2 separate regions of the Mus musculus genome follow, and region 1 is linked to region 2. A link is a contact called in ENCODE POLR2A ChIA-PET data. All regions are on one chromosome and are shown on one strand. Each heading gives the region's core, a stretch centred on a gene start or an enhancer-like site at or near the end of the contact. The rest is flanking DNA. Distances are from core to core; before and after follow the strand shown.

Evidence for each region. ChIA-PET counts read pairs that join two places held with the same protein, here RNA polymerase II (POLR2A).
Region 1: POLR2A ChIA-PET joins it to region 2 with 25 read pairs in embryonic stem cell. The contact joins the promoter of 2810410L24Rik here to the promoter of Baiap2 in region 2. POLR2A ChIA-PET finds 5 or more read pairs at or near these places in 4 of 5 experiments (Patski and embryonic stem cell).

Annotation. Positions count from the first base shown.
Region 1 is chr11:120,187,977-120,192,173 of GRCm38, forward strand. It overlaps 2810410L24Rik (RIKEN cDNA 2810410L24 gene), which reads right to left and starts at 1,880. Exons shown (of 3, transcript NR_030682.1): 1 at 1,464-1,880; 2 at 513-700. It also overlaps Gm9734.
Region 2 is chr11:119,941,301-119,945,403 of GRCm38, forward strand. It overlaps Baiap2 (brain-specific angiogenesis inhibitor 1-associated protein 2), which reads left to right and starts at 1,792. Exons shown (of 14, transcript NM_130862.4): 1 at 1,792-1,948. The coding sequence starts at 1,895. Gm11767 (a long non-coding RNA gene) reads right to left here and starts at 1,794. Exons shown (of 5, transcript XR_001780400.2): 1 at 1,282-1,794.

The sequences.
Region 1 (4,197 bases), core at 630-3,129, 250 kb after region 2:
TTATTGGTCACTACCCATAAGTCAAGTAAAAACAAGGATAATTAGAGAGTAGGGAATTCAGGGGCCATAAATCCGCGGCGCCTTCTCCACCGGCGTCGGAAGCTTTATGGCTTGTTGAGTTTTATTTTGAGAGAAAGGAAACACAGAGTTTTGGTGGAAGCGGGACTACCCACCAAGCGCCGCCCGGGCAGACGCGCGTAGCGAATTCGCCCCGGACTTTGGAAGGTGGCCACAATTAAGGATCGCTTTGTCCCAGAAAGAGGGACCTTCCCCCCGGCCGGGACCCTTCTCTCCTCGGCGGGATCCGTGCTCAACCAGACTCTGGGTAGGGAAGTCACACTCTTCCTCACCCCAACTACGACGAAGATGGATACTTGGTGTGCGTGGGGCCGGAAGTTTTTAAACGAGATTCCACTCGCAGCTTCCAAACGTCCACCTGGTGCTGCACGCTTGGGGGCCTTTTCTTCTAATTTAAGGGGTGGGAAGGATGGGACAAAAGAAAAACAACCCACCTTACTTTGCAATCTTCCTCAAAGAGACTGGGAGTACTTTTCATTCCATAGGGGTTTCTACCCCACCAGCCAGAGCCCCGTTTCTTCTTCTGAAATGGTCTTCTCACAAAGCCACCCTTAGCCGACACCGTGTAAAATCCCACTATCGGGTAAGCCAGTGGGGACGCTTCTGGCTCAGCTGCAGCTAACTTGGGAGAAAAGAAAGTGAATTCTTCAAGAACTTTAAAATAAAAGCGGCCCTTTCCCGGCAACTCGCGTCTAGCTTCGCCTTTGTTTTAAACACACATATAAAACCCTTGTCCTTCCTCGGAACGGGGGGCGGGGAGAACTGAGGGTCCACATTCAGAAGCGCTTTCCCCTTAAAAAATATTCTCGGAGGAGCTCTTTTGTTTGAAGTGGGTATGGGGGAGGGGACGGGGCCCGCTCCAGTTCAGCTACCAGGCTCTTAACAAACCACCACCAACAAAAAACCACAACTCTGAGGGTATCTCCTAACCCCGCAAATCTGGGGTTCCCGGATCCAGGAGGGATTCGTTCCTAGACACCCGGCGCGCAGCAGAAGCCAAGACCAGGTTTCCCTAAAGTAAACATCCCGGTTCAGAAAACGAGAATTCTAGGTTTCCGGGTTGGGGGATAACTGTATGAACCACTTCGAAACAGAGCCATCTTGCTGTAGTACCCATGGAGTCCTGGATGAATTTCGTGGGCCTCTGAAGAAAGTGACGCGCATTTCCACAGGAACTGGCTCCAAGCCCGTCTTACGGGTGGTGGAGAGCCCAGTAGGGATTCCAGAATACAGCTCAGGAGGCTACCCCGAGTTCGGCTACCGTCCCAGGACCCCTCAGAAAGACACGTTTGGTGCGAAAATCTCCTACACACCAGCTGGGTTTTTATTCCTTCCCTCCCCAGAGTGTGCTCTGGGCGCGCGGGAAACAAGGAAAAAGCACGTACCTGGCGGCGCTCTGAGGGCAGCCTCACCGGCCCTCCGTAGGCAAGGGAGCTCCCAGAAGCTACTCCCTATCCGGCTGGTCGACCCTAGGCCTGTCCCTCCATCCCTCCCTCCCTACCCGGCTGGTCGACCTCCGCCGAGCTAATTCTCCAGGAGGCAGGAGCGGGATACCCGGCCCGCCTTTCTGGAAATGGGATCCGTTTTTTAGCGCCAGGGCCCGCGCCAACGTCCAGGCCACCGTCGGCGCGCAGGGTTTCCCTAGTCCTTTGGATCAGCAGAGAGTGGGGCGGCCTGGACGCTGGGCTGCGGCTCGCGCACCAGCTCCCTGTTCCCGCGCGCCCTTCTGCATCCAGGCTCCGGCGTGTCCACGTTCCCAATCGCGAAAAGGGGACGAACTCTGAGCCCTCCGGGAAGAGAAGGCTGCAGCCGCAGTCCAGGAAAGAGCCCTAGGGCGGGAGGGGTGCAGGGCGGAGGGGCGGGAGAGCTACCAGCGCCCCACGGCCGCGGCCCTCGTGGGGGTGGGGAGGGCGCCCAGCCCCACCCACGTGGAGGCCCCCGCCCCGCCTCCATGAGGGCAGCGTCCCCGCCTGCCCCAGCGCCTCCGCCTAGCCCCGCCCCATCGCCTCCCGCAGCGGCCGCTCCCTTTGTCTGGGCAGCCGGTGCAAACCAATGGCATCGCGTGGGCGGTGCTCAGGTTGGCCAATAGATGATCCAGGAGGTGTGGCCGAAGAGGAGGGTCTATTTCCCCGAGAAGATACGGTAAACTGGTAAGCTTTTCAGGATCTGGGCTCTGAGGCCGAGAGTGTCTGCAGCTTCGAGCTGGCTCCGCCGTGGAATTACAAATTTTGGATTCCTTTCCACTATCTGGAAAGATGCCCCCAAATCCGGAAGGAAGTGTAAGGGAATCATATCTGGACTCTAGGGAGAGGAAGCCCCAGGGGATTTGATTTTAGAATGGCCCCTTGCACCCGGGACACGCAGTGCCTTGAACTTTGAAATTCAGGGTGTGCAACATCCCCAGAAGTCAGGAAGGTTCTCTGAGATCGAGTGGTAATAATGTGATGTTCAGCTTTCAAGGCGTCTCTGAGTTCAGGGGCAGAGGTGCATAGGCCCTCTCAGGAAGGACTACAGGATTGGGGGCCACTGCCCCAGGACCACCTTAGTGGGCAGCGACTCATTTGCTTTCTGAGCGGAGAAATATCGAGTGCTGAAAAATATTCAGGCTAAAGTGGACCACGGCCAGAGAGCTGTTGCTGGCTTGCCCCAGACAGACAGGGAAAGATACATCTCAAGTGTGCCCCAAGCCACGCCAGGGCAGCAAGTGCAGGAGACAAACAAGAGCCAAGCCATACCTACAGGAGCAGGCAGGTGTCTCCTCTTGAGTTCACCGCCTTGTCCTGGTCTCAGACCTGGAGGTGTTTCCCAACCTTTTCTCCCTTTCTGCATCTTGGCTCCAAGTGAAATCCGCAAACCAAGAAGAAAAGGAAAACAACCACCTGATGTAGGGGCTGTAATCTGGTGCCGCCGATGGTAAAATGAGCCCCGGAGGTAAATGAGGTACATTACAACCCTGGATTTGCAGGGCTCCACCTGAGCGCTATCAATCCCAGCATCTCCCAGGAGGTTGTCACAGAAGCTAACATCTAATTCCCTGTTGCTGAAGGCAGTACTCAGCCACCTTTATGGCTCTGTTTTGAAATTCCTCTTTTCAGAAGTCCAGGGATCCTGAGAGGGCCTGTAGCTAACTGAAGGGCAAGTTGCAGCACTCAGGATCTAGGACTTGTCCGGCTATGGTTGCAAACCACAGACGTGGTGATCAAATCGACCTTGAAGTTCAGCTCCCAGGGATTAAGCACCCCAGGGTGGACACAAACTGATTTTTTTTTTTTAGACCAAGAGGGATTGAATCAAGATAGTGGTCAAGATAATTCCTAATAGCCTCTCTTCCCACCCTCAAGCCCTAGAAATGATAGAAAAGTTTTAAAATCCATTACAACTAGAGAACAAGAAGAGTGCCTGGGAGACAAGTCAGGGCACTGCTCCTGCAAGAGGGAGCATGGGAGGGAAACTGCTGGCCGGCAGGAGGGCTCCAAGGAGAGCCTCTCAGAGGAAACTGTGGAATTCTGGGATCTCTGTCAGGGTGATGGGTGGGAGTCTGTGGAGACAATCTCTTCCTGGGCTGTGCTCAGTGGACTGAAACTAAGCAGATGCCCTGGAGAGTCATATGTGAAGGAGTTCTCTTGGCCTTAGAGCCTCCACTGAGGTTCTCAGCAGCACAGGAGGCCCAGTGCATAGAGACTGGACTACTGGATGGGAACACTGATGGGAGCACTGAACAGTACAGAGCAGCACAAGTTAGAACCACTGGCCCTGGCTGCAGAATTGGCTCGGTGATTAAGAGCACTTGTCTAGCACTTGCAGAGGACCTGGGTTTGAGTCTCAGTAGTTACATTGTATAGGAGTACACCATTGCTCTCTTCAGACACACCAGAAGAGGGCATCAGACCCCATTGCTGGGAATTGAACTCAGGACCTCTGGCAGAGCAGTCAGTGCTCATAAAGACTCAGTAGCTACATTGTGATTCACAACTGTCTGTAACTCCAGTCCCAGGAGAATCTGGTGTCCTCTTCTGACCTCTGCAGAAGTTGAAGGACCCTGGCCATTCTTTTCACAAGAAATCTTGGGCTTGGCTTGTGCTGTCTATTCCCAGAGAATGTGTGTTCAGGCAATTAAAC
Region 2 (4,103 bases), core at 542-3,041:
TGAGCTGCAGGCAGGTTTGAGACACTGTCCTGACACCCTCTTCCCACTGTGGGTTTCTGCTGCAGCTGGCCAGCCTCCTGCCTGGGACATGGACAGACCTGAGTCTGCCACCCATGTAGCACAGAAATGGGGTGACTATGGGTAGGCAGGCCCAGGAAAGAGTCTTGGGATGTTGTGGAAGGGGGAGTGGTCCAAGCCATGGGAACTTTTCTTGGGGGAGCTTCTCTGCCCTTTTTCAGACAGACCCCAAGTGTTTGCTGCCAGCCTCCACCTCTAGTTCTCCTCCATGGCCTTGGCCTGGGGCAAGCATGGAGGAGTTGCTTCTACCCCAGTGCACAGCTCCTTGTTGGCTTTCTGATCAGTGAGGGGATCAGTGTGTGCTTGAGTAGGCACCATACCATGCTGGTCTAAATGGACTAGAAAGTGAGATGAAGGGGCAGCTGTAACCAACCAGTCGCAGTGAACAGTAATTGACAAGTCCTTATTTGACAGCCAGTTAGTTTAAGCTGGCTTTCTGTCACAAGAAGAACCCAAGAAAAGACAGATACACAGAGATGTACACAGAGATGTACATAGACGACAAGGAAACAGAGGACAGTGGGCTGAATTCCTTCTCCTTACACATGTAGCAAAGTGAATAGGGGCCGTCTGAGTCCCCTGCTGAGGCTTGACAGCCGCGCCTTGGATTTGTGTCCTCTGGGTTGTTGGAGTGGTGTAACCAGCTGTCCAGGAAATGGATGCTGGAGTGTTATGTTTAATTAAAAGGAAACATTCAGCTCTGGTGTTTTACAATGTAAAGCAAATAATTCCTCTCTGTTCGTCTAATTGATGTAAATATTTCTTCAAAGGGAACCGCGTTGGAACCCCGTGTGCCAACCTGGTCAGTTTTCTCAGCCAAGCCTTACCCTTCCTTAAACCATCAGCTACTGGGCAATTCCAAGCTGTGCTGAGAGGCTCCTCCCCCGGAGCTATCCACCCAACTCCCGCCCCCGCCCCAATTCCCTTCCGAACCACCCCATGGAACTCGCTCCACGTCTCCCTCGCTCCTCTCTTGGGTCCTCTTCCCGGAATTCTAGACCCAACTGTCGGCCGCCACCCTCCGTTCAGCACCAGTCCACCACAAGCACCCGCCCCAGGGCCCACCCTGTCCCGATCCTGCCTCCAGGGCTCAGGGTTCTCCCGCTAGAGTTCAGCACCTTCCTCCGTCTCCACCTACTCCGGCTCCGGGTTTCCTCCCTTCCGGAAGACCGTCCAGGGTCGACGCACGCCTCGCCGACTCACCTGCAATAGCGCGGGAGCCACCGGCCCCTGTCGCGCACTCCTGAGGGACCCTTGAGGGCCTGCAGCTCGGATCGCTGCCTCCCGAGTGCCGCCTCCACGCGCGCTCGCGCCGGTGCCACCCGCACCGCCCACACCCCGCGCTAGCTCTTCCTGCGCCACCCCGCCCCCGCTTTCCGCCCCCAGCCCGGCTGTCGCTCCGACCCCCTCAGGCAGCTCCAGGGCCTCAGCGCGCCGCGCCTCCGCCTCCCAGCGGCCGACCAATTGCCGCTCGGAGCCGGCCTCCGAGTCCCTCCTCTAGCTCCGCCCTTCGCCCCCGCCTCCGAAATCTACCAATAGAAAAGACGGCGCAGGAGCGGGCCTGGCGGTTGCCTAGCAGCGGCTAGGCTGGGCGGGGGCGGACAGCCGGGGGCGGTGATCCGGGCGCGGCGGGGGCGGGGCCCGGAGGCGGGGTTTTTGTGGGGTGGGGCCTTCAGCGGCTATAAAAGCAGCGGCCGCCGGGCGCCGCGCTCTGTGGTCCTGGTCTGCGCGCCTTTTCCTGTTGCTGCAGTTGTCGCTTTCCTCACCGCCACCCGTGCCCCTGCTCTGGTCTGTGGTGTAGCCGGGACCCAGGACCATGTCGCTTTCACGCTCGGAGGAGATGCACCGGCTCACGGAAAATGTCTACAAGGTGAGTTTCCAGCGCGGCTCCGAGTCGCCCCTAGGTCTTCAGGCCCGAGCAGGGCACCGGCTCCCGGACTGCGGGTGTGGTGGACCGATCTTCCGTTGGTCACAGGTGGCCGCGCCCGCCCAGGGTCCTTACGCCCGCCGCGGCCCGCGCCGTCCCCGAGCACGAGTGGACGCCCCCACCCCGACGGCGCCGCTCAGCCCCCGCGCGCTCCCTCAGTACGCCTGTCTGTCCTGGCGTCCGGAGGGACCGAGATGTTCAGGGCCTGGGCTGCTCTGCGATCTGGCCTGGTCCGCTGCATCCCAGAGTGAGGGGAACAAGGAGCGGGGGCGGCGTGGAGGTTGCAGGCTGCTGCGGGCGGTCGCCCTGCGCTTGCTTGGCGCGGTGGCACCGTGGGGCTCTTCTAGGTGCTGTTATGCCAGCCTCTGGGCACTTTCTCTTCAACAGGCTTTCCCTTTCCACAACTCCTTTACGAGTGTTAATGGACGTGGCCCAAAGTGGGAGGTCGAGCTCGGACAGGTTGGATGGGTGGACAGATAATCCATCATCTTATGTAACCGCAGAGGGAGAAGACTAATTGTGTAGGAGGCTGACGCGCCTGCTTTTGCTTCTGATATGTGTTAAGAGTCTCGCATTCACATACTAATCTGTGAAATGACAGTTTCTCATGGAAGAACTGCAGAGCCTTGTGCAAGCCCCCTGGTGTCATGTTATGTCCATGCTTTGGGTACAGATGGACGGGCCATTTCCTATTTCTTCACCATGGGTTCTCACAGCCCTGGCCCCTTACCCTCAACAGCACAGCCTGGGGCTCCCTGATGGCATCAGGTCCGCTGCAGTTCTCAGTGACATTTTTTTTTTCAAGAGAGAAATTCCTGCCCTGCCCTGTGCATGGCAGTCCTCTTTACAAAGCTGTGCTTTATTTCAAAACTGTCTTAAGGGTGAGTGAAAGGCTTTCCACCAGCCACTAGGTTTTCACATGGAGTTGCTGGTTCATGGCTAAATGGGATTGTGCTCTGCTCGAGAGCAACAGTTTCTGATTGTATGAACCAACCATGGTTGTGCCTTTCTAGGCAATGGCCTGTGAAACCCTCATAGCTGTGCTTGCTCTGTTGCCTACAGCAGATGGAAGCCTCCAGGGTGGCTGCTTAGGTTTCAGCTGGAGTCCCGGGGGCAGATTATACTTTAATTCATCATTTAATAAAGGCTTTAGAGTTGTAGTTACATGGGTCTGGAGGAACCTTGAAGGTGGGTGTAGGGGCTGAAGGAGCTCTAAAACCATGTTCAAGCTGCCGGCAAACAAGATTGAGAACAGCCTTTTGTTCTTTATGTTTAGTATCTGTAGACTCCATGGTATATGTTCCCCTCTTGTTGGTCTGCGGAAGCACATGCTGTCGGGAGAGGGAGGTTTATTAAATTATTAGTCATTAGTTCCATTACAGTTTGCTTTGTACTGCAGGGGAATGGGAAAAGAAATACTGGTCACAGTCTGGTTTTCTTGCTTCTTTACTGAAATCGTTAAAGAGGAACTTCCATGGTGAGAATCACGCAGGGTATGAGGAGTAGCTTTGCTTTGGAGAGTCCCATGGTTCTCCTTAGTAAAACTCATGCCCGGGCAGTCAGCCTGCACGTAACGGCTTCAGGCTTCACTCACATGCTGCTGTAATTCATCTGGATGTCCAGTCAGAGCTGTTGCAGTGGCAGAGAATCTGGATCCAGAAGATCTGGATCATGGCACTGATTGAGGGCTAGCAGGCTGGGAGCTTAGAATGGAATTACTGTGGGTTTGGTGGGGCAGTGGTTGGTGAACCTTCCATGTGAACATGAGGTGATGAGATCTTTTGAGTTTTTGAGGTGTTGGACACAGGTCGGGTGTAGATGTCTGAAGGGCTTTCTTGCAGTGTAGGCAGGTGGCTCTTGTATCCACTGAGGCCTAGTCATTGACTCCTGTGCTCTGTTCTCGTTTTGTATTTTGTCACTGATGTGTATGATGTATGGTGGTGCTAGTACAGGTTGGGCAGCTTTGGCATGTGGGCTAGGGAGATATCCAGCCCACACAGAGGCACAGTCAGAGAAGAGCCAAAGTCACACGTGTGCAGTTTCAGGCCGGTCCAGCCAGTCTGCCATGCTGTCTTCTCTGGGACATGGAGTAACTGAC